Linked DNA regions of Homo sapiens: region 2 is linked to region 1. Evidence: read pairs that join two places in POLR2A ChIA-PET (ENCODE). Cell type or tissue: Panc1. All regions are shown on one strand. Each heading gives the region's core, and the rest is flanking DNA. Links, peaks and the distances in the headings are about the cores only. Region 1 has its middle 11 kb from the start of MAP3K10. Region 2 holds the start of CCNP (cyclin P).

Region 1 (16,199 bases), core at 3,276-11,275:
TGAGGCCAAGGCAGGCGGATCACCTGGGGTCAGGAGTTCGAGACCAGCCTGGCCAACATGGCAAAACCCCGTCTCTACTAAAAATACAAAAATTAGCCAGGCGTGGTGGCACAGGCCTGTAATCCCAGCTACTCAGGAGGCTGAGGCAAGAGAATCACTTGAACCAGGGAGGCAGAGGTTGCAGTGAGCCAAAGTTGCAGTGAGCCGAGGTCGCGCCATTGCACTCCAGCCTGGGCAACAGAATGAGACTCTATCTCAAAAAAATTTTTTTTAATTAAAAAAAAAAGAATACATATGAATAATTGTATGTCAGCTAGCTTTTTCTTTCTTTCTTTCAGATGGAGTTTCACTCTTGTTGCCCAGGCTGGAGTGCAATGGCGTAACCTCAGCTCACTGCAACCTCTGCCTCCTGGGTTCAAGTGATTCTCCTGCCTCAGCCTCCGGAGTAGCTGGGATTAAAGGCACCCACCACCACACCCAGCTAATTTTTTGTATTTTTAGTAGAGACAGAGTTTCCCCATGTTGGCCAGGCTGGTCTCGAACTCCTGACCTCAGGTGATCCACCTGCTTCGGTCTCCTAAAGTGCTGGGATTACAGGCGCGAGCCACCACACCCAACCAACTAGCTTTTTAACTCAATGAAAGAGAGCAGAGGAGGCCTGGGGTCCACACATCTGGGTCCTTCGCCTGGTTGTGCCACTGTTAAAGGAGAGACAGTACGATTTAAAGAGACTGGAAGATAAATAAAAAGGAAGGTTCCAAATTGCAGGAATTAGTATCTCCAAACAGCCTCAATCCTTTTGGAACTGGGAAGCAGGCCTGAAGGACTGAATGATAAAATTAGTAGTAACTCAGTATAAAGCAGAATATTTCTTTCCAACTCTGAGGACTGTGGTGCACATTTGATGGAAAGATGGGAAGAAAATCAAATGCACTAAACTTGTTCCAGGGGCAAGCACAGCAAAGTATCTGCCAAGAAGGGGGGATCCCAAAGAGAAAATTTATCAGCCTCAGTTTTGCGTGGGGTTAGCCTTGTTCACAAGGAATCCCAGGTATCCTGCCAATAGCATGGGATACATTGTTATGGGACAGATAATGCTAAGTACATAGTATCAGCATGAAGATCTAGAGAATATCTTCATACATTACATGGCAGGTTTGATTGTGAAATTTTTATTTTGTTTCGTTTTATTTTATTTTATTACTTTGAGACAGGGTCTCACTCTGTCGCCCAGGCTGGTGTGCAGTGGCGCAATCACAGCTCATTGCATTCTCCACCTCCCAAGTTCAAGTGATTCGCCTGCCTCAGCCTCCTGAGCAGCTGGGACAACAGTCGTGCGCCACCACGCCTGGCTAATTTTTTGTATTTTTTGTAAAGACAGTGTTTCATCATGTTACCCAGGCTGCTCTCAAACTCCTGGGCTCAAACAATCCACCCACCTTGGTCTCCTAAAGTGCTGGGATTACTGGTGTGAGCCATCACACCCTGCTGATTATGAAGTTTAAAAAGTTAAGTCCTGGCCGGGCGCAGTGGCTCATGCCTGTAATCCTAGCACTTTGGGAGGCCAAGGCAGGTGGATCACTTGAGGTCAGGAGTTTGAGACCAGCCTGACCAACATGGTGAAACGCCATCTCTACTAAAAACACACAAAAAATTAGCCAGGAGTGGTGGTGTGCACCTGTAGTCCCAGCTACTCGGGAGGCTGAGGCAGGAGAATCGCTTGAATCCAGGAGGTGGAGGTCGCAGCGAGCCAAGATTGCGCCACTGTACTCCAGCCTGGGTGATAGAGCAAGATTCCGTCTCAAAAAAAAAAAAAAAAAAAAAAAAAAAAAGTTAAGCCCTCTGTATCACGTGAGTTTGTATGCTTGGGTAGAGGTACAGCTCTCCATTGTTCCTGGGCACACAGTAAGACTAAATGAAGGGAGTTTTGACTGGGAAGCGTGTGTTTTCCATTGACATGTTCCCAGGCATGTGTGGACATGGCTGGCGTGGGCCTCAGGAGTAAGGCAAGGGGAATTCAGGATTTCCTCTCTCCATGACACATGACAGCTTAGGTCACGTTCAAGTTCCTTTGTTATATGCTCTCATACAATTGCATTCCTCTCCTTCTGTCTTAGTCCATTCAGGCTCCTTATAGCAAAATGCCATAAACTGGATGGCTTATAAACAACAAATATTGGCTGGGTACTGTAGCTCATGCCTCTAATTCCAACACTTTGGGAGGCCGAGGTGGGTGGATCACAAGGTCAGGAGTTTGAGACCAGCTTGACAAACATGGTGAAACCCTGCCTCTACTGAAAATACAAAAAATTAGCTGGGCATGGTGGCGCATGCTTGTAATCCCAGCTACTCAGGAGGCTGACACAGGAGAATCGCTTGAACCCAGGAGCTGGAGGTTGCAGGGAGCTGAGATCACACCCTTGCACTCCAGCCTGGGCAACAAGAGCAAAACTCCGTCTCAAAAAAACAAAAGAAAGAAAAGGAAGGAAGGAAGGAAAAATATTTATTTTCCACATTTTCTAGAAGCTGTGAAGTCCAAGATCATGGCACAGACAGATTCGGTGTCTATCGAGGGCCCATTTCCTAGATGGTGCCCTCTCACTGTGTCCTCACATAGTAGAAGAGACAAACAAGCTCTCTTGGGCTTATTTTATATAAGCACTAATCCCAGCCTGAGCGCTCCACCCTCATCACTAATCACCTCCCCAAAGGCCTCAGCTTCTTTTTTTATTATTATTTTTTAAGCGATGAGGTCTCACTCGTTCACCCAGGCTGGAGTGCAGTGGCACCATCACAGCTCACTACAGCCTTGACCTCCCAGGCTCAAGTGATCCTCTCACCTCAGCCACCCAAGTAGCTTGGACTACAGGCATGCACCACCATGCCCAGCTGATTTTTTTATTTTCTTGTGGAGACAGGGTCTCTCTAGGTTACCCAGGCTGGTCTCAAACTCCTGGGCTCAAGTGATCCTCCCACCTTGGCCTCCCAAAGTGCTGGGTTTACAGGCATAAGCCACGGTGCTCAACCATATTAACATTCTTGCTTGTGTGATGGATGCTATCACTGACGAAACCCTCCCAGGTCTCTGGTAGTGCCATGAATTTCTAATATTTTCAGACTCAAAGAAATGCCCAGAGTTCAAAGAAGAACACCAGAACCTCATTTGAACTCACCTGCCTGTCCCTAGTGAGGGGCAGTCATCTCAAATACAACTGACAATCAAGTTCAAATCTGACACTTTTATCATAGATTTATGAGCTAGCTGGTCCCAGGTGTGCATGGCCCACTTCTCCTTGTCCATGATCAAGACAATTTGCTTGGTATTTGCTTTTTATTTTTATTTTTTGAGATAGAGTCTTGGTCTGTCGCCCAGGCTGGAGTGCAGTGGTGCGGTCTAGGCTCACTGCAACAAAACCTCCACCTCCCAGGTTAAAGCAATTCTCTGCCTCAGCTTCCCAAGTTGCTTGGATTACAGGTGCCTACCACCATGCCTGGCTCATTTTTTCTATTTTTAGTAGAGACAGGGTTTCACCATCTTGGCCAGGCTGGTCCTGAACTCCTGACCTCATGATCCACCTACCTCAGCCTCCCAAAGTGCTGGGATTATAGCCGTGAGCCACCGCACCCGGCCTGCTTTTTATTTTTCTACCAAAGACTTCTGTCCTCGGTTTTCTTCTCCCTCCAGCCCTTCTGACCCAGCTGGCCACAGACCATGATAGATAAAGTGCAGAAGTCCTCGCTGCCAAGCTGCTTCTCCCTTGTGACTATGTCCATGCTAAGTATTTCTGTCTTAGAATAGAGCTACAAGAATTATAGAGGCTGAAGACTCTCATTAACAAACAGCCCTTTGCATTTGACAAGGTGTTACAGAAGAAGAAAGAAGTGAATTTTTTTTTTTTTTTTGAGACAGAGTCTGGCCCTGTCACCCAGGCTGGAGTGCAGTGGCACAATCTCGGCTCACTGTGACCTCCACCTCCCAGGCTCAAGCCATCCTCCCACCTCAGCCTCCCGAGTAGCTGGGACTACAGGCACATGCCACCATCACACCCAGCTAATTTTTGTATTTTTTGTAGAGATGGGGTTTTGCCATGTCTGATCTGCCCAGGCTGGTCTTGAACTCCTGGACTCAAGCAATGCACCTGCCTAGGCCTCCCAAAGTGCTAGGATTACAGGTGTGAGTCACTGCGCCTGGCCAGAAGTGAGTATTCTTGATAGCCTCAGGAAATGAAAGATATATTACTGGGCCCATACTCAGCTCGTGGCAAAGCCACCTCCATCAACTGCCCCCATTCCAGCTGGCTGGCTGTGAAATTGCCTTTGCAAAAATTGTGACAGTGAAAGAAATATCACGTAACTGACTCCATCTTGCTTCTAAGCTCACAGCTGTCTTTGCTCATTCCTGCACATAGGCCAAGCCAACTATATGAGGACTTTAGTTTATAGTTAACTTTAAAACAAAGCAAGCCAGGCATGGTGGCTCATGCCTATAATCCCAGCACTTTGGGAGGCCGAGGTAGGTGGATCACTTGAGGTCAGGAGTTCGAGACCAGCCTGGCCAGCATGGTGAAACCCCGTCTCTACTAAAAAAATACAACAATTTGCCAGGCGTGGTGGCACACGCCTGTAATCCCAGCTACTTTGGAGGCTGAGGCAAGAGAATCACTTGAACCCAGGAGACAGAGGTTGCAGTGAGCCAAGATCACACCACTGCACTCCAGCCTGGGCAACACAGCAAGACTCCATCTCAAAAAAATAAAAATAAAAAATAAAACGAATAAAATAAAGCTGATAACAGTCCCTTCCTGAAACTAACCCCCTTCTTGCTCAGGGACTGACTGACACTGCCTTTGTATAACTAATGAAAGACCTCAAGGTTAGAATTGTGGTAGGGGCCTGAATTCTGCTAAGATGAAGGCATAGTTAAACTCTAACAGCCATTGTTTCTTCTAAGATGTGGATATAGTTAAACTCTAACAAGTCATTGTTTTATAACTTGCCTTTTTTTGTAACTGCTTATTACTCAGAAATCATATAGCCAATGGTCACAAGATTTATAACTTCCCCAATTCCCCCATGGACAACATCACTATTGTACAGTCAAAGACTGGTATTTGAGACATTTTCCAGACCTTGCATTCCGTATGGACCAACTGGCGCCACCTGGACCAGCAACTGACACCCAGGAGCTGACTTAGCACAGAAGACAGTTTCGATCCCCTATGATTTCATTCCTGACCCAACCACTCAGCATTCCTCATTCCCTAGTCCCCTGCTTGCCAAACTATCCTTGAAAAACCCTAGCCTCCAAATTCTTGGGGATGTGGATTTGAGAAATATCTCCTGTTCTTCTCACTTGACTGGCCCTGTGATTATTAAACTTTCTCTGCTGTAACTCCTGCTGTTCTTGGTGTCTTGGCTTTTCTGGGCAGCAGGCAAGAAGAACCAGTTGGGTGATTACAGCAAGGATGGATTTCTTGCTCAGTTATGAGATCCTTCTTTGTAGCAGGCCATTATCCCCATTATCAGCCATCCTTGACTGCTTTTGTCCAGAAGCACACCTCGCAACTTGTCTGAAGTGCAACCTACACCCACCCCAGTAGGAATTGCCCTGGGACATGACTGAGCTCTTCAGGCCCACGGCAGTGTCAACTGTGAGTCATGTAAAGGAGAAATGTCAAAGAAAAAAAATGAGACAAAAAATAGAGCCAAGGAAGACTCTGGGGATCTTCCAGGTTGTACAAACCAAAATAGGTTTTTGTTTGTTTGTTTGTTTTTGTTTGTTTATTTGTTTTTTTGAGACAGAGTCTTGCTCTGTCGCCCAGGCAGGAGTGCAGTGGCACAATCTCGGCTCACTGCCAGCTCTGCCTCCCGGGTTCACACCATTCTCCTGCCTCAGCCTCTGGAGTAGCTGGGACTACAGGCACCCGCCACCACGCCTGGCTAATTTTTTTTTTGTATTTTTAGTAGAGACAGGGTTTCACCGTGTTAGCCAGGATGGTCTCGATCTCCTGACCTCGTGATCCGCCCGTCTTGGCCTCCCAAAGTGCTGGGATTACAGGCTTGAGCCACTGCTCCTGGCCCAAAATAGGTTTGGGGGAAGGAAAGAGAGTGAAGGAATTACAAACAGATCCATCAACACCCTCCTTATCCTCAAAGTTTACTGTTTTTGTTTTATTTTGTTTTGTTTTGAGACAGGGTCTTATTCTGTCACCCAGGCCAGAGTGCAGTGGCGTGATCATGGCTCACTACAACCTCAACCTCCCGGGCTCAAGTGATTCTCCCACCTCAGCCTCCCAAGTAGCTGGGACTACAGGGCATCCACCATCATGCCCAGCTGATTTTTTAAAATTTTTTTGTAGAGATGGGGTCTCACAATGTTGCTCAGGCTGGTCTCAAACACTTGGGCTCAAGCAATCCTCCTGTCTTGGCCTCCCAGAGTGCCAGGGTTACAGGCATGAGACACTATCCCTGGCTTACTGTGTTTTAAAGAAGCCAAAGAAGTACTTCAGTGCCCTGACATGATCTTTGCTGACAGTCAGATCTCCAGGCACGTTCAAAGGCGATTTGTCATATAATGATACATCCATTTCAATCCACTGGTCCAGGAGCTGCCTTTGGGGCATTAGGACAGCTGGGCCTCACAAGCCACTTCTGTTCTAGCCCACTCCTCAGGGCAGTTGACAGAACACAATGAGAATGTTCCAGCAAAGAAGTGTATACCTAAAGGTGAGTCACAGGTACTCAAAAGAAAGCAATACTGGTATGCACAAAATGAAAAGCTTCCCGGTAGATATTCCCATACCAGCTTCTTTTTTGCCCCATCCTCTGGCTTCTAACGGCCTCTTGCATCTTTCCTTGGCCAATTCTTTTCTCTCTCCATGTTTATTGTCTCACCTCTCTTCCTCTCAACCCCAGTCCTTATTCTCATCTTCTGCTTCAGATTCCTGTCTTCTTTCTTTCTTTTTTTTTTTTTTTTTTTGAGATGGAGTTTCGCTTTTGTTGGCCAGGTTGGAGTGCAGTGCTGCAATGTTGGCTCACCGCAACCTCTGCCTCCCAGGTTCAAGCGATTCTCCTGCCTCAGTCTCCCAAGTAGCTGGGATTACAGGCATGTGCCACCACGCCCAGCTAATTTTGTATTTTTAGTAGAGATGGGGTTTCTCCATGTTGGCCAGGCTGGTCTCAAACTCCCGACCTCAGGTGGTCTGCCCGCCTCAGCCTCCGAAAGTGCTGGGATTACAGGCTTGAGCCACTGCGCCCGGCCAATTCCTGTCTGTTTTCAAGAAAAAGGATCCATTCCCTTCTTGATCGTCATGTCCATCTTGACTCTTGCATGATCAACACCCTCTGTCCTACCCTGCAATCACCCTACCTCTTCCTCCTCACATTTATTGTCCCTCAGTGACAAATTTCTCCCCTGTTCTTTGCTTTTCAAAAGCAAGAACTAAGACAAATTTTGAGGCCAGGGGCAGTGGCTCATGCTTGTAATTCCAGCACTTTGCGAGGCTGCTGTGAGAGAATCGCTTGAGGCTGAGTTCAAGATCAGCCTGAGCAACAGAGTGAGACCCCGTCTCCACAACAACAACAAAAAAGACAGAACAGCCAGGCGTGATGGCATGCACCTGTGGTCCCAGCTATTCGGGAAGCTAAGATGGGAGGATCACTTGAGCCTGGGGAGGTTGGGGCTGCAGTGAGCCATGATCATGCAACTGAGCTCTAGCCTGGGCGCTCTAGCCTGCCTCCAAAAAAAAAAAAAAAAATTAAACTTCGAGATTATGGAGAGCTTCCTGATTGTTAAATATATCCTCAGACGGGGATGGTGGTGCACTCCAACTCTATGCCGATAGAAGCTCCTGTACTTACAACCCTTCCAGACCTCATCCTATGCACCTCTTCATCTGTTCCCTTGTACCCTTTATATTAAACTGGTAAACATAAGTAAAGTGTCTTCCTGAGTTCTGTGAGCTGTTCTAGAAAATTATCGAACATTATGAGGGAGGCATGCAAACCCCCCGATTTATAGCTGGTTGGTCAACCAAAAGAGTCAAACTCTGTAAAATATTTGAAGAGATTTATTCTGAGCCAAATACGAGTGACCATGACCCATAACACAACCCCAAGAGATCCTGGGAACACATGCCCAAGGTCATTGGGGCACAGCTTGCTTTTATACATTTTAGGGAAACATGAGACATCAACCAACACGTGTAAGATATACACTGGTTTGGTCTGGAAAGGTGGGACAACTGAAAGCAAGGCAGTGGGGTGGAAGGGAGGGGAGGTGGGGATTCCAGGTCATGGATGGATTCAAAGATTTTCTGATTGGCAGTTGGTTGAAAGAGTTTAACTAAAGACCTGGAGTCAATAGAAAGGAGTATCTGAGTTAGGATAAGGGACCAAGTTCTTTTTTTTTTTTTTTTTTTTTTTTTGAGACAGGGTCTCACTCTGTTGCCCACGCTGGAGTGGAGTGGCCCAATCTTGGCTCACTGCAACCTCCGCTTCCTGGGTCCAAGTGATTCTCATGCCTCAGCCTCCCTGTAACTGGGATTACAGGTGCGTGCCACTGCAAGAAATTTTACTATCTATTCTCTCTGAAGCCTGCTACCTGGAGGCTTCATCTCCATAAGAAGAACCTTGGTCTCGGCTGGGTGCAGTGGCTTATGCCTGTTAATCCCAGCACTTTGGGAGGCTGAAGCGGGTGGATCACCTGAGGTCAAGAGTTGGAGACTAGCCTGGTCAACATGGTGAAACCCCGTCTGTACTAAAAATATAAAAATCAGCAGCTGGGAGTGGTGGCTGCCTGTAGTCCCAGCTACTCAGGAGGCTAAGGCAGGAGAATTGCTTGAACCTGGGAGGTGGAGGTTGCAGTGAGCCAAAATCATGCCACTGCACTCCAGCCTGGGCACAGAGTGAGACTCTGTCTCAAAAAAAAAAAAAAGAATTTTATTTTTGGTTTACATTGGTCAGAAGTATGGGAGTCCTGGGACTTGCAACTGGCATCTGAAGTTGGTGGGTGGGGCAGTTTTGAGCCCTTCAGCTGTGGAATCTGCCCTAACTCCAGGTAGTATCAGAATTGAACTGAATTGTTGAATATCCAGTTGGTGGCCAGAGAATCAGAGAACTGGCTGTTGGTGTTGGAAAACATCCCAGGAGTCCTTGAAGTAGGAGAACAGAGAACCAAAAAGAGCATGAGAACCAGAGACAGAGTAAAAAGGATTCAAAGATGAGCTGTTCTGGAGTTTACCCCCTTACACACTCATCACCTATGGACAACCCACCTTTCAATAGACTTGGATCCTTATAGGCTCCCTGAATGGAGGCTGGATGAATTGGACACCTTGTGTGGATAAAGCATGAAAGAACTTCCACGTAAAACAAGATGGAACCAAACAGACACAATTGGAAACATCCCTATGGGCACCAATGGACCTACCTGCACTGTCCCTTAGGTATGGAGTCAGCAAATTCCACTGCAGTATCCCAAGAGTGAACAGGGTTTAGCAGGAGATCCTTTCACAGAGAAGAATCCTTCTAGGAAGTGCCCACTGAAACATCCAGTTAATCTAAGATTTAGGCACTGAGAATGGAGCACAGAAATTTTTTTTTTTTTTTTTTTGAGACAGGACCTCACTCTGAAGCCCATACTGGAGTGTAGTGGTACTTACATGGCTCACTGCAGCCTCAACCTCCTGGGCTCAAGCAATCCTCCCATCTCAGCCTCCTGAGTAGCTGAGACCACAGATATGTACCACCACACCCAATAATTTGTCTGATTTTTAGTAGGGACAGAATCTCACCATGTTACCCAGGCTGGTCTCAAACCCCTGGGCCCAAGCGATCCTCCTGCCTCAGCCTCCCAAAGTGCTGGCCTTATAGGCGTGAGTCACTGTGCCTGGCTGCAAATTCTTATATCAAGACTTCATCCTTCTTTCTGTTTATAAATATCTGGAAGTTCCATGGAGCTATACCAGATGTCAGGAAGGGCCTCATTCAGAGTCTCATCTCTTGTTTTTCATGGTAATTAAAATCTTAAGGTTGGCCGGGCAAGGTGGCTCACACCTGTAATCCCAGCACTTTGGGAGGCTTAGGCAGGCAGATCACAAGGTCAGGGGATCGAGACCATCCTGGCTAACAGGGTGAAACCCCATCTCTACTAAAAATATAAAAAATTAGCCAGGCGTGGTGGCGGGCACCTGTAGTCCTAGCTACTCGGGAGGCTGAGGCAGGAGATTGGCATGAACCTGGGAGGCGGAGCTTGCTGTGAGCCGAGATCGTGCCACTGCACTCCAGCCTGGGCAACAGAGGTCAGGCTGGCTCAAAAAAAAAAAAATTAGCCAGGCGTGGTGGCGGGCACTTGTAATCCCAGTTTCTTGGGAGGCTGAGGCAGGAGAATTGCTTGAACCCAGGAGGCAGAGGTTGCAGTGAGCCAAGATGATGCCATTTCACTCCAGCCTGGGTGAGAGACAGAGACTCTGTCTCAAAAAAAAAAAAAAAAAAAATTAAAGAGAATAGCTTCCTGTTGGTCCCCAGCCCAGAGCCAAGCAGCTCTGTGAGTGACATTAAGCTGGATGAAGATGACATAGCAGAGCAAATGGCAATGCTATCTTCTAACCAGAATTGTCAGTAATTTACCTCCAGCCCTGCCAAAGCCCAGGAGGAGGCTTAATTGAGGAAGGGATATTTGCAGGCCACAAATCAAAATGACATAAATAATTATGAAAAACAGGCTGGGCACAGTGGCTCACGCCTATAATCCCAGAACTTTGGGAGGCTGAGGTGGAGAGATCACTTGAGGTCAGGAGTTCAAGACCAGCCTGGCCAACATGTATTTTTTGTAGAGATGAGGTCTCACTATGTTGCCCAGGTTGATCGCCAAATACTGGCCTCAAGCAATCCACCCACCTCCCACAGCATTGAGATTGTAGGTGAGAGCCCCTGCCCCGGCCTCAAATTTCCCCTTTTCATAAGGACACCTGTCATATTGGAGTAGGGACCCACCTTACTCCAGTATCACCTCATCTTAACTACACCTGCAACAACCCTATTTCCAAATACAGTCAGAGGCACTGGGAGTTGGCACTTCAACATGTGAATCTGGGGGGTGGGGTACCCACACCAGGCTCATAGACAAATAGGTTTCAAAATATGTAGATAATTTTCAATTAATCTGAAGACCGTCAAAGAGAAAAATTCTAACAGCTTTCAGAAACTAAACAACACCAGACTTGTCAGCAGCAACAACAGATGCAAGAAGACAATGGGGTAGTATTTTGTTCAAAGAATAAAAGGAAAACACTTGGAACTTAGAGAATTTTATGTCTAGCAGAACTGTCATTTAAATGTGAGGGTACATAAAGATATTTTCAGATATAAAAAAGTGTCAAAAATTTATCCCGGGCCAGACGTAGTGGCTCAATGCCTGTAATTCCAGCACTTTGGAAAGCCAAGGTGGGCGGATCATGAGGTCAGGAGTTCGTCACCAGCCTGGCCAGCACAGTGAAACCCTGTCTCTACCAAAAATACAAAAAAAAAAAAAAAAAATTAGCCGGGTGTGATGGCAGGTGCCTGCAGTCCCAGCTACTTGGGAGGCTGAGTCAGGAGCATCACTTGTACACGGGAGGTGGAGGTTACAGTGAGCCAAGTTCCCACCACTACACTCCAGCCTGAGCAACACAGTGAGACTCTATCTCAAAAAAAAAAAAAAAGTTTACCCCACAAAAACCTTCAAAAATAATCCTGGAGGAAGTATTACAGCGAGAAGAGAAACAACTTATGAGACACAGCAAATAATAGTGACTACATTTCTATGATAAATAAATAATGCCCCCAAAAGGCATATTTATACAAATCCAAAATCAAAAGTCTAAAAAATATCAATATGGCAGTTTCAGGGCAAAAGGAAGCAGAGGGGAGAATTTATGGGGTAGAATAAACACAAATTAGTCTGAGCATGTTAGGAATAACTACTATAACTTTTTAAAATTTTTTTAAATTAAATAATTTTCAAATCAGAAGTAGAAAATAATCAATGTATTCATGGAAGCAAGGAAAGGAGAAAAAAAGAGAGTATGGTAAATAAAAGACTGAAAAGAGTCCAAAAAAAAAAGTCTTTTGTTGTTGTTGCTGTAGAGATGGGATCTTGATCTGTTGCCCAGGCTGGAGTGCAGTGGCTCAGTCATAGCTCACTGCAAACTTGACCTTCTGGGTTCAAGCAATCCTCTTACCTCAGCTTCCCAAGGTGCTGGGATTACAGGCATGGGCCACTGCACCTAGCCAGGAAAATGCATTTAAACCTGGGCTTTCAAGAATTTCCTTAGGGCTGGCCACGGTGGCTCACACCTATAATCCCAACATTTTGGGAGGCCAAAGTGGGAAGATCAGGAGTTCCAGATCAGCCTGGCCAACATGGTGAAACCTTGTCTCTACTAAAAATACAAAAATTAGCTAGGCGTGGTGGCAGGCTCCTATAATCCCAGCTACTTGGGAGGCCGAGGCAGGAGAATCGCTTGAACCCAGGAGGGAGATCTCGGTTGCAGTGAGCTGAGATTGTGCCACTGCACTCTAGCCTGGGCAAGATAGCGAGACTCCATCTCAAAAAAAAAAATTCCTCATATAAAATCCCAAGGAACATAAGTTGATATTTTAAAAAATCACTAACAGGAAATAAACTACATAAGCAGAAGCAATAAGCCTCAGAATCAGACTCACAAATGGCACAGCCACTGGAAGTATGCTGTACAGAATATAAAATAAATACAGTAAATCTTTAAAGAAATTAATGGCAGAGCTTTAAAAATACTGAAGGAAAAGCTGATTATTAAAACTGTCAAGGAAGATTTGAAGAGGAAAAACTAAAAATTATATAAGTGAAAACTTTAAAACCCAGTGAACAAATGAAATCGATTACAGCACAGCTAAAAAGAAAAGAAACTAGGCACATATTGGAAGAAATTATACAGGGTGTGGCCAGGCACAGTGGTTCACACCTGTAATCCCAGCACTTTGAGAGCCTCAGGCAGGAGGATGACTTGAGCCCAGGAGTTCGAGGCCAGCCTGGGCAACATAGCAAGACCTCGTCTCTACTAAAAATTTAAAAAATTAGCCAGGCGTGGTGGCGTGTACCTGTGGTCTCAGCTACTGGAGAGGCTGAGGTGGGAGGATCGCTTGAGCCTAGGAGGCAGAGGTTGCAGTGAGCCGAGATCGCACCACTGCACTCCAGCCTGGGCAACAGATTGAGACCCTGTCTCAAAGTCAAAAAAAAAAAAGAAGAAGAAAAGAGAGAGATTGTTAGAGATAGTATTAGGGAACCTGGCACTTGTAAGGAGAAAAGTAAAGTTAGTTCCCCACCTCTCTCCATAATACAAAGGTCAAATAAATGGGCTAGAAACCTAAATAAGGAAGGTAAAACCAGAAGGCTAGGACTGTATGTTAATTTCCTAGGGCTGCCATAAAGTACCACAAACTGGGTGGCTTAACCCAACAGAAATCTATTGTCTCCCCATTCCTGGAAGCCAGCAGTCCAAACTCAAGGTGTCAGCAAGGCCATGCCCGCTCTGAACCCTGCAGGGGAATCCTTCCTCACCTGGTCTTAGCTTCTGATGATTTATTGGCAGCCTTTGGAGTTGCTTCGCTTGTAGCTGCATAACTCTAATCTCTGCCTTTGTTGTCATATGGCATTCCGTGTGTGTGTGTGTGTGTGTGTGTGTGTGTGTGTGTGTGTGTGTGTGTGTCCTCACATGGCTATCTTCTTTTTATTTATTTATTTATAGAGACGGGGTCTCACTGTGTTGCCCAGGCCGATCTTGAACTCCTGGGCTCAAGTGATTCTCCCACCTTGGCCTCCCAGAGTGCTGGGATTATAGGTGTGAGCCACGGCGCCCAACCAGGCTGTCTTCTTATAAGGACAACAGTGATACGGCATTAGCAGCCCACCCTACTCTAGTATGACCTCATCTTAACTAATTACATCTGCAACGACCTTGTTTTAAATACAGTCACATTCTGAGGTACTGGGAGTAGGAATTCAACATATCCTTTTGGAAGAACACAATTCAACCCATAACAGCTGCTAGAAAAATGTAGAATATTGTTATGGCTTTGGAGTGAGCAAAGATTCTTCAACCCAGAAAGCACATATGGTGAAAATGTGACGGGTTTGACTACATGAAATTTAAAGATTTCTTCCAAACAAGGACATCAGAACATCATTGAAAAAATTAACACAGCTGGGCGAGGTGGCTCATGCCTGTAATCCTAGCACTTTGGGAGGCCAAGGAGGGCGGATTACTTGAGGTCAGAAATGGCGCATGCCTGTAATTTCAGCACCAGCCTGGTCATCATGGCGAAACTCAGTCTATACTGAAAATACAAAAATTAGCTGGGTGGGCATAGTAGCTTATGCCTGTAATCCCAGCTACTAGGGAGGCTGAGGCAGGAGAATCACTTGAACCCAGGAGGTGGAGGTTGCAGTGAGCCAAGATTGTGCCACTGCACTCCAGCCTGGGCGACAGAGCGAGACTCCATCTTAAAAAAAGATTAAAAAATAAAAAGTTGACTTGATATTAGTCAAGGGATACAAAATATCAGTTATGCAAGATGAATAAGTTCTAGAGATCTAATGTACAATGACACGACTATCGTTAATAAGATTTTATTGTATACTTGAAATTTGTTATAAGGGTAGGTCTTAAGTGTTCTCACCACAAAAAAAAAAAAAAGCTCCCCAACTCATTGAATAGGGCTAGCATTCCGCCAATGTCAAAACTAGGCAAGAATAACACCAGAAAATTCCATTTATGAAAACAAATGCAGGCCAGGCACAGTGGCTCATGCCTGTAATCCCAGCACCTTGGGAGGCCAAGGCAGGTGGATTCCTTGAGGCCAGGATTTGGAGACCACTCCGGCCAACATGGCAAAACCCCATGTCTACTAAAAATGTAACAATTAGCTGGGCACAGTGGCATGCGCCTATAGTCTCAGCTCTGGAGGCTGAGGTGGGAGAATCGCTTGAACCCAGGAGGTGGGTGAGCTGAGATATCACCACTGCACTATAGCCTGGATGACACAGCAAGGCTGTCTCAAAAAAAAAAAAAAAAGAAAAGAAAAGAAAAGAAATGCAAAACAACCCTAAATAAAGTATTATTAAATCAAATCCAGCAATGGTGAAAGCAAGAAAGAGGAGATAATCAACATTAATGGATTAAAGGCAGAAAAACCATCTGATTGCATAAATAAATGCATAAAAAGCATTTGATAAAATGTAACACCTGCATTTAAAAAAGAAAGAAAGAAAGAAAGAAAGAAAAATCTCTAGCAAGTTAGGAATAGAACCTGATAAAGGACTTCTACTAGAAATCTACTGAAAGCATCATATTTAATGATGAAACCTTAGGATCATTCCCTTAAATGTCTAGGACAAGACAAGAATTGTCCATTAATACCACTGCCATTCAACATTGTATTGGAACTCCTAGCCAAAGAGGAGAGGATTAAGAAAAAAAGCATAGACATCAGATTTTTTAAAGCTGTAATTTTTTTCTTTTTTCTGGACAACAGGATCATCTAGCTAGAAAATCGAAGAGAATTATCTGTCAAGCTATTCTAGAACAAGCAAGAGTGAGTTCAACAAGGCAGCCAAATCCAAGATAATTTTTTTTCTTTTTTTTTTTGAGATGGAGTCTCACTCTGTCACCAGGCTGGAGTGCAGTGGCGCAATCTCGGCTCACTGCAACCTCTGCCACCCGGTTCAAGCGATTCCCCTGCCTCAGCCTCCCGAGCAGCTGGGATTACAGGTGACTGCCACCATGCCCTGACTAAATTTGTATTTTTAGTAGAGACAGGGTTTCACCATGTTGGCCAGGCTGGTCTTGAACTCCTGACCTTGTGATCCACCCGCCTTGGCCTCCCAAAGTGCTGGGATTACAGGCGTGAGCCACCGCACCGGGCCCAGAGACAACCTGTTCTGCAGCCCATTTGCTTCTTCCAGAGTCTCCCTCTGTCGTCCGGGCTAGAGTACACTGGCTCGATCTCGGCTCACTGCAACCTCCGCCTCCCAGGTTCAAGCGATTCTCCTGCCTCAGCCTCCTGAGTAGCTGAGATTACAGGCACCTGCCACCACGCCTGGCTAATTTTTGTATTTTTAGTAGAGATGAGGTTTCACCATGTTGTCCAGGCTGGTCTCAAACTCCTGACCTCAGGTGATT
Region 2 (13,936 bases), core at 1,282-9,281, 51 kb after region 1:
GTTGCCCAGGCTGGAGTGCAATGGCGCAATCTTGGCTCACTGCAACATCCGCCTCCTGGGTTCAAGCGATTCTCCCGCCTCAGCCTCCCTAGTAGCTGGGATTACAGGCATGTGGCACCATGCCCGGCTAATTTTTATATTTTTGTAGAGACGGGGTTTCACCATGTTGACCAGACTGGTCTTGAACTCCTGACCTCAGGTGATCCGCCCACCTCAGCCTCCCAAAGTGCTGGGATTACAGGTATGAGCCACTGCACCCGGCCTCAGACTTCAACTCTTGACCACGAATCCTCAACCCCTCTGCCTCAGAGCACCCAGAAGCATCTTCCCAAAGAAAGATCTGACCAAGGAACTCCCCAGCTTAAAACCCTTCCATGGCTCCCAGTACCCTTGGAGAAAACTCTGATTTCTTTCAGGCTCTGCTCCAGCATCACCTCTTCCCTCTCTCTCCCCACAACCCATGCGTCAGCCACAGCTGCCTTCTTTTTAGCTCCTAGACTATACCAAGCCCATTCCTACCCCAGGCCCTTTGCACTTCCTGTTTCCTCTACAGAGAGGGTCCTTCCCCAGCCCCTTACTCGACCTTTCCGTCATTCAGCTAACATCTCCATGACTTTGTCTATACTCCTACCACCCGATCACTATCTCTTTGTCTCAGCATTTTCACTGTGAAGATGTCTCCCTGTGTGCTTTGTCTATTTGGCCGCTAGGCTGCCAGTCCCACGAGGGCAGGGACTTCTGCCCACAACACAAGTGTCTCTCAGGTCCTAACAGAGATCCTGGCCCAGGAGAGTCGCAGGCAAGACGTTCAACAAACTCCTCCCTTCAGTCTTCCTTCCGCAGCAACCCTCTCATAGGGATATCTGAAGGCTGGCGAGGCCAATGTTTTGGTTTGCGTGGCCTTTCCCTAGTTGTTCTATGTGTTTGCTCATCTCCCCAGAACGAGGCCAGCATTGCAGCATCTCCAGCACCTAAAACATTTGCTACTAAACCATTAAATATTTGTTAAACAAATAAATGTGGAGGACAAGTACAGGGGACCATAAACACCCCAGGAGGGACTGCAAAGAGCCCGGGGACGGTGGGAAAGGGCATTCCCAGCGGTAGAAACGGCGCTGTGTGAAAACAAAACAAAAGCCTGGACGTTGCAGGGAAGGAACGCCGGCTGCCAGTGATAGGGAGGAGAGGCTGGAGCGGTGGGAGTTCAGAGTGGTGTTGAGTGGGTGCCGGGCGGTGGGCCGGCGTCGCCCTCACCAGGGCAGGCGGCGGGTAGGCTCACCATGACTTCGGCGAAGATGTCCCCGGCGTACTCGCGTTCTCCCTGCAGCCCCAGCGCGCTCAGCGCCTCCTCCAGCCCCGGCGGCCTCGCCAGGCGTCTTGGGGAGACAGTGGGGCCCGCGGGGAAGCCGTCGGGGACTGCGGCGCTTGAAGGCTCTGCGTCGAGGGAGGCAGCGAGACTCTGCAAAGGAGAGGGCCTGGGGGCCCAGCGCCTAACGATAGGCCCGAGCCGGGAGCCGGACCCCTGGTCCCTGCCTCTCACCAGCATCCTCCAGGAGGGTGTTGCGGGCGAGGCCAAGCACCGACCCTTGCAGCTAGGGGAAGAGACGCGCGGCGGGCGCTTTAAAGGCCCCTGGGCGCGTGCGCACTGAGCCCGCCTCGCCCGGGCAGGTGCACAAAGGTGAGTGCCCCGCAGGCTGGCTCTGTCCTCTCGAAGCCCTCTAAGGTCGGACAGCTGGAGACAGATCCTCATCCTGCTGCCCGGAAGCAGCCCCTCTGGGCCTCGCTTTCCTGACCATAAAGTCGGGATGATTTCAAAATGTAGAATCAGGGTTTGCACCGTCAGAGGATGGATGTACAAACATAGATCGGAGGTTAGAATGACCCTTGTGGTGTCGGTGTCGCAATGGAATTGGAGATAAAATTGTGTGAACACATGGTTGTTTACATAGAAGTTAAGTGTTGTGTGGCCGGGTGTGGTGGCTCACTCCTGTAATCCCAGCACTTTGGGAGGCCGAGGCGGGCGGATCACGAGGTCAGGAGATGGAGACCATCCTGGCTAACACTGTGAAACCCCATCTCCACTAAAAATACAAAAAGTTAGCTGGGCGTGGTGCCGGGAGCCTGTAGTCCCAGCTACTCAGGAGGCTGAGGCAGGAGAATGGCATGAACCCTGGAGGCGGAACTTGCAGTGAGCGAGATTGGGCCACTGTACTCCAGCTTGGGCGACAGAGCGAGACTCCGTCTCAAAAAAAAAAAAATTTTTTTTAAAAAGTGGTGTGTATGCAAACATGTATTTCCTAGCTTAATCCACTGGGAGAGCTTAAGAGCAGCGACACCCCAATAGTGAGAAGCACCCCTAACATCCAAACCCTGGCCGCCACATCCCATTCTCCACTAAAAGGAACCAGGGCTACCTGGAGAAATGGCTGATCCCAGGGTCATACAAGAGAAGGTACAAGATCTGGAATATTTTTGTGTGGCAGAAAGTGTCCCAACAGCAGGGCAAGTCACATAGATGCAGAAGTCACTAGCTAAATCTAGAAAATGTGAGCATCAAGATGATAGTCATAGATCACAAACCACTGAATAAAATTAAAATACAAGTTTATTCTGATATAACTCAGGCAGTGGGAAAGAAAAGCTCTTCTAATCTTTAGAAAGTGAACTAATAAATGTGTTTTGTTTTCAGACAGGGTCTCGCTCTGTCACCCAGGCTGGAGTGCAGTGGTGTGAACACGGCTCACTGCAGCCTCAACCTCCTAGGCTCAAGTGATCCTCCCATCTCAGCCTCCCAAGTAGCTAGGACTACAGGTGTGCGCCATCATGCTTGGCTAATTTTTAAATTTTTCTGTAGAGACTGGGGTATCACTTTGTTGCCTAGGCTGGTTTTGAACTCCTGGGTTCAAGGAATCCTCCCACCTTGGCTTCCCAAAGTGCTAGGATTACAGGTGTGGGCCGCCATGACTGGCCGAACTAATAATGTAGAAGGTTGGAAAATCCTATTTGGCAACCACCACAGCATCGTTTCATGCAAGAAATATCAATAGATGTTCAAACTAGTGGGTGAACATCTGATAGGAATCGGGATATCTACAAAATGTCTCTACACAAGATGTTTATTAACTGTGTAAACCAAAAGGTATCTGAGATAGGTGTCAATCAATTTAGAAAGCTTATTTTGCCAAAGTTAAGGGTGTGCGTGTGACACGGCCTCAGGAGGTATTCGGGGCACAGCTTGGTTTTATACGTTTTATGGAGACATGAGACGTCCTCAATATGTGTAAGCTGTACATTGGTTCGGTCCGGAAAGGCAAGACAACTCGAAGCAGGGGAGGGGGCTTCCAGGTCATAGACAGGAGACAAACGGCTGCATTCTTTTGAGTTTGATTAGCCTTTTACTGAATGCACAATTTACAGGAAGAGCCATCCATGCCTAGTCTGGGTCAAACAATAGGACGGAGGAAGCCATCAGATATGCATTGGTCTCATGTGAGCACAGGGATGACTTTGAACTCTGCCTGTCTTCTGTCCACAAGGAATTTCCTTGCGGGCAAATGGAGAGACGTAAGTAGCTTTAAAAAAAAATATATATATATATATATATCTTTTAGGCCAGGCGCAGTGGCTCACGCCTGTAATCCCAGCACTTTGGGAAGGTGAGGCAGGCAGATCACTTGAGGTAAGTTCGAGACCAGCCTGGCCAACATAGTGAAACCCTGTCTCTACTAAAAATACAAAAATTAGCTGGGTGTGGTGGTGGGTGCCTGTAATCTCAGCTACTGGTGAGGCTGAGACAGGAGAATCACTTGAACCCTGGAGGCAGAGGTTGCAGAGAGCCAATATCGCACCATGGCACTCCAGCCTGGGCGATAGAGTGAGACTCCGTCTTAAAAAAAAGAGAAAAAAAAAAAGTGAGGCAACCAACCCTGGTTGAGGGAAAATAACTGCAAAATAACTGCCCTGTGAGTTTCACACCTGCCAACTGAATGCAACATGTGAGCCTGGTCATTAGCTAGGAATTTTTAACATACAAGGACATTAAGCGTGACCATTAGCGAACACTATAAAATCTGTACAGAAGAGCAGTTTCAATGTTAGCTTCCTGACCTTGGTAACTGGAGAGCAGTTATGTAGCAGAATGTTCTTTAGGACAGGTATACAATGTGGAGCGGGAGGTGGAGGGGTGAATTTAACATTCTGATCCCATTTTTGTCCGTTTTAAGTAAAATGCTATGACGAACCTGGCGAAGGGTATATTTTGTAATTCTTCTACATAACTTTTTTGAATAGATTGACAGTTCCCACCTACCCCACACCCAATTTCCCCAATGAACATCTCATATTAGTGTGCCCCATTTGTCACAATCCGTTAGACCAATATTCATCTATTAAGTCCATGCTTTATTCAAGCCTTCCTTTTTCCCTACGTTCTTTTTCTATTTCAGGAAACATTACATTTAGTCACCATGACTCTTTTGGTTGATCTTGGATGTGTCACTTTCTCAGAATTTTCTGATTAACCACCTTGGCAGACAAATCCCTCAACTGAGATCTGTCTGATGTCTGCTTCCTCTCAGTGAGGTGGTGTGTGTCTGCAAGAGGAGGATCAGAGGGAAAGTGCCATTCTATCACATTAAAGGGACACTGTGAAGGTGATTCATCAGCAGTGTTTGCCTCGATTGGCTGGATGATGTAGTGTTTGCCAGGGACCTTCACTGAAAAGTTACTTTTCCCCCTCTCCACACTGCACTCTTTGGAGGAGTCACTGCAGCCCACGCCTAAGAAGTGGGGGTTCCATAGCCCTCCTTGAAGGCTGTCTACAGAAATTACTTATGATTTTGTGTAGATTTGCATATTCTCCCCATTTTGCCACTTAGCAATAGACTTATTTCACATTTTAGGTGAAAACCCAATATTATGCTATTTATTTTGTTGTTCAAATTCTTTTCAGCTTTGGCCACTGGAAGCTTTCTGTTGGCTCCTGTGTCCCTGTGACTTAAGCATATCAGTGCGTGCTTTCAGGCACTGCAAGATGCCCCAGGCTCATCTTGTACATTTCCTGCCCCAGGCCTGGAATAATCTTAGTACAGCACTATTTTTGAAAGTTTTCTGCAAGTCTGCAATTATTTCAAAATTTAAAGTATCTGAATGGCTACACTTTTTTGGAAAGGTACTGGACATTAAAATCCTGGGATGTAGACAAACAAAAGCACCAGCACAGTACAGATGGATAGCTAGTTTATTACAGGACTGCTGGTAGCACCAAACGAAACCAAGTCAATTCCTGTTAACGGGGCAGCTGAAGCGGTTGAGGGGTCTACCCCATGGAACCCCAGGAAGCAGCTGGAAAGCCTGAGTTCCCCCCATGCAGCAGCTAAAAGGGAATCGCACTGCCGCCCCCGACTCCACACAACCATCAGTGCACGAGGGCAGCCCCCAGAGGCTTCACATTAACTGGAAAAGATTACACAAAAAGAGCAGGAAACTACCAATTTATGATGCCGTGTCCATTTGCAGAGAGGTAATCAGCACCAAAATGAGTACTCAAGGCCCTGCGACCTCGGGTGAATTTCCTTTCTTATACTCCTGCTTTGCTGTCTTTTTTAATAGCATGTATCATGTTTTTTTTTTTTTTATTTTTAGAGACACAGTCTCATTGTCCCAGGCTGCAGTGCAGTGCCGCAATCATAGCTCACTGCAGCCTCAAACTCCTGGGCTCAAGTGATCTTCCCACCTCACCTCAGCCTTCCAAGTTAGCTGGGATTGCAGGCATGCACCACCATGCCCAGCTAATTTTTGTATTTTTTGTAGAGATGAAGGTCTCCCTATGATGCCCAGGCTGGTCTCGAACCCCTGGCCTCAAGAGACCCGCCCGCCTCGGCCTCCCAAATTGCTGGGATTACAGGCATGAGCCACTGTGCCCAGTCACTGTTCTTTATATACAAAAAAGAATGTGTGAAATTTTTAAAATGTACATTGCAAAAGACGATTATTCTACTCAAAATTTATTTGGTAAGATTTTATTAAGACTCTAAGTTCAAACACCCTTCTTGGGAAAAGCTCTACAGGATAACCACACATGCTCAACTACGGGGCCAGCTGCTGCAGCTGTGGGACCCCATCCTGTGGAAGAGGAGAGAGGCACTAAAAAGATGAGGTAGCCAGGCCTGTGCCCACACTACGAGACCTGCATCACCATGGTGTGAGGAGCAGCAACGTGGGTCAACTCGGGGCTGGGACGAGATGGAAGAGTAAAAGGCCTTTCTTCATAGGCCTGCCTATTTTATGACCACCAGGGTAGACTTTTGTAATTAAATTAAGGTCCACATGACTTTAGAAAGACAAACTAAAAAACCCCAACCAAACGAGTCCTAGCTGTAGCTAACTCTGATTTCTGTAAATTGGATCTGACTTTTTCTGCTTACATTCACTTAAAATCTCAAAGACTCAATGGGTGTGAAGTGCTAACACCTTGCGGCAAAATCTCAAATTCATCTGTGCCAGGCCCTCTGCACAGCAGGGCTCAGCAGGGCAGGCCAGGGCTCTGGTCCCTGGTCCCTTGCTGGGGGAGGTGTTCCATCCGGCCAGCGCCCGGCCATGCAGCCACGTGACTCAAGCACGGGAAGTGCAGGGGCCCAGACACATCCAGGCTAAAGGGCAGTGACTAGGGGAGGGCTGACCCCAAGCTGAACAGGGTTCTAACCAAACGCTCAGGAGCTCCCAGGTGACAGCAACCACGCCACCATGAACACACCACTGGGTCTGTACTGGAATTTGGGGGCCTCAAGGCTTCCAGGTGGCAGCATAAACAGGGAGGTGGGGCAGGATAGGAATGCCCCCCTCTGAGGCTCGGCAGCCGGGTGGAATGAACCACTCCCTCTCATTCAGTGACAGCACAGGCACCCTCCTCATTCTGGGCTACCCAGATCTTCCAGCCCTGTCCCTCCACCCCACCTCTCTTAGCCTAAGCAGCACTGAGGGCCTGGAGTGGTCTCTGTCCACCCCACCCCCACATGCGGGGAGCCTTCCCATACCCCTCAGCCCCACAGCACCAGCTCCACCCACCCTCTCCAGCCTGAGCTCCTGCACACACCCCAGCTGCCCTCACCCTGAGCTCAGTGCCCTCCTTGCTGAAGGGAACGGCTAGTACAGGAGGAGCTGGGGCCCAGGGGTCTGACTCCATCACCAAGGCAAAGCCCAGAGTGGTTGGGCTGGCGTGAGTGCAGGCTGGGCCCTGGTCTGAAATGAGTGTCTTTATTGCTTGTACCGTACAAATATGAAGACGAGGAGAAAGGCCAGTAGGGACGGAGAACTGTCAGATAACAACATCGCACACAGAGGAAAAAGACCCTCACCCACCCGAACCAACCCCACCCCTCCCCACCCTGCCATGAACTGTGTAGTACAGGAGATGGGATAGGGAGAGCAAACCCACAAAAGCTAAACTCCAAACACCCAGAGGTGTTGCTACAGGGAGGGGAGGCGTGGGCAGGGCAGCTCATGGATCACAGTGGGGCTCCTCCCACTAGGTCAGCACCCCTCCCCCACAGGATGAAATGCTCGGGCCAGGGATGGGGCCCAAGCCCACACACCATGCACACTGGAGGACACGCTGCCCTCACACAAACACACATGCACACACACCCACGTGTGCCTGCGTCCCGCCGACACACGCAGTCCGAGGCACGCACAGGAGTCCCACAGCACTGACATGGACGTGCACTCATGTTCAACCTTAAGGCTGCAGAACGTGGGGCCCTGGGGAGAGGGAGGGGTGAGGGGGGCCTAGGAGCCTCCCTTTTCAGAGGCCCCCCACCCCAATAGGTACCAGAGATGCCCACCCCCACCCCTCCCTGACCAAGTCCATGGGGCCCAATACTGTCCGGTGTAAGATTGTAACAGCCAAGGCTGGTGGCCCTCCACCCCCGCAGAGGAGAGGGTGAGCCCAGCCCATAGCCCCCAGTGGGGCCAGGCCAGGCCCAGGGTCCAGCGGGAGGTAAGGCCAGCTGGAAGGAAGCCCTAGTAAGGCACGGGGCTGGGAGGCAGGCAGGTTTGGCCCCAAATGTTCCTCCTGCCTCATCCATAGGGTGAGGACAGTTTGGTGGGGAGGAGGCCGGACCAGGAGGCGGCACCCAGCCCGGCCACTCCTGGTTCCCCATGGTACAGATCCTAGGATCTGACTCCATTCACCAGGGAGCAGCCCTAACCCCCAGCCCTGCAGCTCCCAAGGGCCCCTGCCTGCCCCTGGACATTATTGCTTTTCTGCCCCCATAGGGGGACAGCGGGTGGGGGATTGGACCGCCCCGTGCCTGGCCACTCCGAGCCTAGGCCACGGGGCCTGGAAGGCAGCACCACTGTCTGCCGGGTGTCGCGTCCCACCAGAAGGCAGCCTTCGTCCAGATGCAGCAGCGCGGAGGCAGACACCAGCACGACACCCAGGCCAGAAACTCAGGCAGGCCCCAGGCGCCATGCTTCACCCCTCACTGGGGCTTGTGTGGATTAAAACCTGAATCTCCAACCGCCCAACAGCCCAGGCCTGGGCGGGAGGTGGAGTCTTCCAAATGCGAGTCTGGGCACAAAGGTGAGGCTGGAGGCTGGAGGCAGGGGCTGCAGGGGCCGCTGGGGTGCGTCTGGGAGGGGCCTGAAGAAGAACTGGAAAGGGGGTGAGGAGGTGGGGGTGGGGACACAAACCAAAAAGGCTAAGTAAAAAGTTAGGGGGAAAAAACCACCCAGCGGTGATGGCAGCGAGCGTGCGTCCTCTGCGTGGGCAGACTGCTCACTCGCGGATGCTGGCCGAGTAGGAGAACTGGGGGAAGTGGGTCCGCTGGTCCAGCTCCAGTAAGCCCAGGCTGTCATCTGTGGGCGGCAGAGGTGGATGGGGAGGACCAGTCAGGAGAGGGCCTGGGACACCTGCCCAGACTCCCTGGGGAAACGGCCCCAGCTGGCGGGGGCTGCCCACAGGACAGGACAGGAAAGGCCCATCCCTCCGCAATGGAGGCCCTCAGCCACGGACCCACTCCCCAAACCTGAGCCCCGGGCGGCCTCCTCTGGGAGTTTCCTGTGCCCTTGCCCATGCGCCCCACAGCTGGCAGGGCCTTCTGAGCCTCCCACCTTCTCTCTGCCCCACACACCACCATGCCAGAGTCCAGCCCAGAGCCCTGTCCTGGCCTGCCTCTCGCACCCTCCCATCCATTCTCCACGGGCAGCCAGGGGGGCTTTCTAAAGGCCTGCTTTAACCCTGTCCCTCTCTGTATGAAACCCTTCCATGGCTGGCTCCCGCCATGCAAGCAGTCCCCACCCCTCCCAGTGGCCCCCAGACCCTTGCACTCCAGCCCCATGCCCTCTCTTCTCACCACCATCTCCCTGGCTGCTGCCGGTCCTTAGCTATGCCATGCTTCTCCCATTGCTGGCATCCCACACGTCATTCCTCCGGCCAGCTGACACGTTTGCTTCCTCCTCTAGAAAGCCCTCCCTAACTGCAGGCCAGGTCGGATATTTCCTCTGGGATTCCCCAGTCCCTGGCCTCCCACGCCCTAGCCCTGACCACTCCAGGCCGCCCACCCTACCTGGGCTGGGAGCTTTCCAGGGCAGGGCCCAGGGCTGGCTCAATCAGTGCTGTGTCCCCAGCATAGCCCAGCCCTGGGCTGAGTTCAGAGTAAGAACCCAAACAGCTGTAAAGCAGTGAACCCAGCCAGGCTCAGGGACCGGGCTGCCTCCTGCCCTGAGCCCCCCGACTGAGCTCCAGAACGTGCTGCAGTCAATGGCTCCTGGTGGCCTCACCAGGTCCAAAGAGGACCAACAGCAAAAGGGCCTGAGAGCAGACTTGGGGAAATCTCCCAGACATGAAGCGGGGGCCTTCGAGGGCCCTCCTTGAGAAGTGAGTTAAGAGCAGATCCCATCCCTCCACCCCTGGGGCAGGCACACCAGCGCGGGGGCCCCAGGCACTCACAGCGGTCAGGGGGTGTGATTGTGATGGACTGGGCGGTAAATTCATCATCGAAGTACCTTGTGTCGACCTCGGACGTGACCTGAGGTTTGAAGGGTGGCAGGAGCTACGGAGGAGAGGAGCTCAGGCTCAGGGACCCTGAGGCCAGGAGGCCTCAACCAAGGTCACCACGAGTGGGCCAGGTCCCTGAGGGTCCTGCTGGGGCAAGCAGTGGGGCTCACCTTCTTCTGGACCACGTCCTGCCAGTTGATGCTGAGGAAGAACCTGTGCTCCATGACCTCCTTGGCATCGCTGGGCCCCCCACCAAGCCTGTGCAGAGACGGCCGTCAGCACCTGCCTCCCGGAGCAGCTGGGTTCGGGCAGACGGGCTTTCGGAGCAGGCAGGCCCTGTATGGCCCTTAATGATTCTGTCTTGACCACAAACCACTTCACAGAGGAGGAAACCGAGGCTCAGGGAGGGAGCTCACGTGCCCAGGGTCAGAGCCAGGGAGTCAGCAACCCGGACCCACGTGTCCTCACTGCCTGGCCTTACCCTGAGTCCAGAAAGGGAGTTAGTAGGGCAGGCTCCGTTCCTATCCTGGCTCTGCCACATATGGTTTGGTGGCCCCAGCCAGGCCCAGGGGATGCCCTGTTCCTCAGTGTCCCCATAAAATAAGGCAGTGTCAAGGATGGGCCTGCCCTGGGGGAAGCACTCCCTAAGTGCCACTGTGGACGTTTTCAGGGGCTGTGTGGGGACGACACACTGCGACCCTACAAGCGAGCACCCTTGTGGACGCTGCCCCCTCCAGGCCGCAGGGACAGTGGCAGCAGCTGGCGCTGGGCTGGGTGGGGCCGACGCCAGCCCTCACCTCTGCTTGGGGTCCTTCTTAAGCAGCCCAGCAAGCAGGGACTTGGCCTCGGGGCTGAGCGTGCGCGGGAAGCGGATCTCTTCCATGAGGATGAGCTCGAAGAGGCGCTCGTGGTCCTGGTTGTAGAAGGGCAGGCGGCCGCACATCATCTCGTACATGACCACACCCAGCCCCCACCAGTCCACGGCCCGGCCATAGTCATTGTCCTCCAGCACCTGAGGATGGAGGAGAAATGAGGGCTGGGCCCGTGGCCCTGAGGCTGGCATCACAGTCCTGCCCTCAGGGCATCTGGGCTGGAAACACACAGGTCTGGGGGATCCCCCTACCCTTGGCCTCACACGTTCCTACCCCCACCAACCCCAGACACCTCAGGCGCCAGGTACTCCGGGGTCCCACAGAAGGTTTTCATGGTGGCCCCGTCACTGATGCCCTCTTTGCAGAGGCCAAAGTCAGTGATCTTGATGTGGCCATCTTTGTCCAGCATGAGGTTTTCCAGCTGTTGGAAAAGTCAACGGATCTCAGGTGCATGCTCCCAAGGCTTCCTGCCACCCCAGCCTTTCCTTCCAGGGAAAGATGCCCGGGGCTCCTGGACATCAACCCTCCCATGCCAGGCTGGGCCCAGCACACACAGCCTCACCCTCTGAGGCTCAGAGAGAGGCCAGATCCAACCCTCCTCACCCTCTGGCCCACCCCCATGGTACCTGGGAACAGCTGGGCAGGGAGAGCCGAGAGCCAGGCCCTGTCCACCCACCGTCCCCATTGTGAACTGTGGTTCTTATTTCGAACGTGGGGGCACTAGCTTTCTTCTATTCTTTTTTTCTAGACTTTCTGTCCTTTAATTATGAAATATGCAGCCAGGCAAAGTGGCTCACACCTGTAATCCCAGCAATTTGGGGGACTTAGGTGGCAGGATTGCTTGAACCCATGAGTTTGAGACCAGCCTGGGCAACACAGCGAGACCCCATCTCCATATTTCTTAATATGAAAAAAAAAATTAGCCAGGCATGGTGGCACACACCTATAGTCCCAGCTACTTGCGAGGCTGAGGTGGCATCTCCCCCTGGAAGGCCCTGTGTGCCCCTCCCGGTTACTGACCATCCCCCACAAGAATTAACCTCTACTTCCCATCTGTACCACTGCACACAGACACACCTGTGAACTGTGGACTCACCTCCTCTGTGCGGCTTTCCCTCGACATTAGCCTATGAGACGCGTCCACACTGTCGTGTGTAGCTGTAGCTCATTCCTAACTGCTGTGTGGCGTCCCACTGTGAGAACACTCCACAGTGGATCTGACTGTTCCTCTCACAGTGGATACTTGGGTTGTTCCAGTTGGGGCTAGAGTAAGTCCTGCTGCTGAGTGAGGGGGACACTTTCTAAGGTGAGTGTGTGTCCCCACTTCTCCTGTGCACACAGCTAGGGCAGATGACTGGTGCTCAGCTTTGGTGGACACTGCCAAACTATCTTCTAAAATTGGCCGGGCGCGGGGGCTCATGCCTGTAATCCAAGCACTTTGGGAGGCTGAGGTGGGTGGATCACAAGGTCAGGAGTTTGAGACCAGCCTGGCCAATATGATGAAACCCCGTCTCTACTAAAAATACAAAAATTAGCTGGGCATGGTGGCGGGCACCTGTAATCCCACCTATTCGGGAGGCTGAGGCAGGACAATCGCTTGAACCCGGGAGGCAGAGGTTGCAGCGAGCCGAGATCACACCACTGCACTCAACAGAGTAAGACTCCTCAAAAATAAATAAATAAATAAATACAAATAAAGTAGGTATTGTGGCAGTTGACACTCCGCTAGTGGCCTAGGAGCGCTCATGGGAGGCTTGGGAAGGTCCCTACTTGGGGCAACTTGCCACAGAGCCACCACCCTGGACCTTGGTGGGGAGCCTGGTGAATGAGGGCAGCCACCACCCTGGACCTTGGTGGGGAGCCTGGCGAATGAGGGCAGCCACCACCCTGGACCTTGGTGGGGAGCCTGGCGAATGAGGGCAGAAGCTCAGCCCAACTTCCCCAGTGTGAGTCCCATGTGGTGTGCATGCCACAGGTCAGCCTGGCGCACACCCTGCCACTAACCTTGATGTCGCGGTATACCACGTCCCGCGAGTGCAAGTACTCAAGAGCCGAGACAATCTCTGCACCATAAAACCGGGCCCGCTCCTCTGTGAAGACACGCTCCCGGGACAGGTGGAAGAACAGCTGCAGGAGGAAGGGGTGGGGAGAGGAGGTCAGGCCCCAGCCCACCCACCTGCCCTCACCTTCCCAGCCCCCTGCCCCAGCGCAGTGATGTGGTGACACCTGTATCATGAACCAGCAAGTGACAGCTAGAGGGACCAATCAAGGCAGAGCGCAGAAGCTCATAAGTGACACAGAGCTGGGGGGAAGGGCGAGGGTCTGCCAGGAGGCACCCATGAGAGGGTATGGGAGAGACATCCGAGACAGGAGGGAGGATGGCATGGAGGCAAAAAGAAGCACACGTCATGACCAAGTAACAATAGGCCATGGGCAAGCCCAGATCAGACAGATGAGCAAACCACGCATCCCAAAGCAGGTGTGCCAACCACTGCACAGAGAAGGCGCGAGGCAAGGAGTGGGTGACAAAAGTGAGGCGACTCTGTAAGGGGAAGCTGAGCGGCTGCGGGAATTCACTTCGAGAGGACACGGGAACGGAGGGCTGCTAGGTTTTAACCCTTGGGGGCTTTCTCTGGGGCCTTTAAGACCATCCTTCCCAGTGCTATCGCCCCACAGCCCTCTCCACACCTCTCTGGACTGGTTTGGACCTGACCCACCCACTCACTAGCTGTGTAAACTTGGGCAAGCCACTTAACCTCTCTGAGCCTCAGTGACTGCCCCCCCAAAATGGAGACGAAGCCGCCTGCCTCAAGGGAGAGGGGCACTAGATGACACTGAAATTTCCCTCCACCCTTCCATCTCACCCACAGCTCCTCTCCATCCCGCCCCACCCTAAAGAAGGAGGCCCCAGAGGGCAAAGTCAAGGCAGCCGCGGCTCACCTCACCCCCGTTGGCATACTCCATCACAAAGCACAGGCGGTCGTGGGTCTGGAAGGCATACTTCAGCGCCTGGGGGATGAAGGCAGCAGGGTGGGAGGTGGGAGGGAGGAGGGCTCTGCTGAGCCAT

Evidence for each region. Peaks named below come from ENCODE experiments on the same cell type or tissue, not always from the same donor. Only the 100,000 strongest peaks of a DNase experiment are listed, where the experiment ranks them.
Region 2: POLR2A ChIA-PET joins it to region 1 with 10 read pairs; 5 of 35 experiments call an interaction of 5 or more read pairs at or near these places.

What each region holds. Positions count from the first base shown.
Region 1 is chr19:40,172,281-40,188,479 of GRCh38, forward strand. No RefSeq gene overlaps it. Among named protein-coding and RNA genes, the nearest start is that of MAP3K10, 11 kb to the right of the region's middle. In Panc1, for the core only: no CTCF peak of the experiment used is centred there; DNase peaks (open chromatin) are centred at 5,595 and 6,637; H3K27me3 peaks cover 1,291 bases.
Region 2 is chr19:40,225,096-40,239,031 of GRCh38, forward strand. It overlaps CCNP (cyclin P), which reads right to left and starts at 1,594. Exons shown (of 5, transcript NM_024877.4): 1 at 1,280-1,594. The coding sequence starts at 1,546. AKT2 (AKT serine/threonine kinase 2) reads right to left here. Exons shown (of 14, transcript NM_001626.6): 8 at 13,810-13,878; 9 at 12,874-12,996; 10 at 11,162-11,290; 11 at 10,795-11,009; 12 at 10,168-10,255; 13 at 9,950-10,052; 14 at 5,222-8,856. The coding sequence ends at 8,777. RefSeq lists a silencer at 1,282-1,401 and an enhancer at 1,428-1,981. In Panc1, for the core only: no CTCF peak of the experiment used is centred there; DNase peaks (open chromatin) are centred at 2,538, 4,026, 4,536 and 6,418; H3K4me3 peaks cover 675 bases; H3K27ac peaks cover 1,172 bases; H3K27me3 peaks cover 373 bases.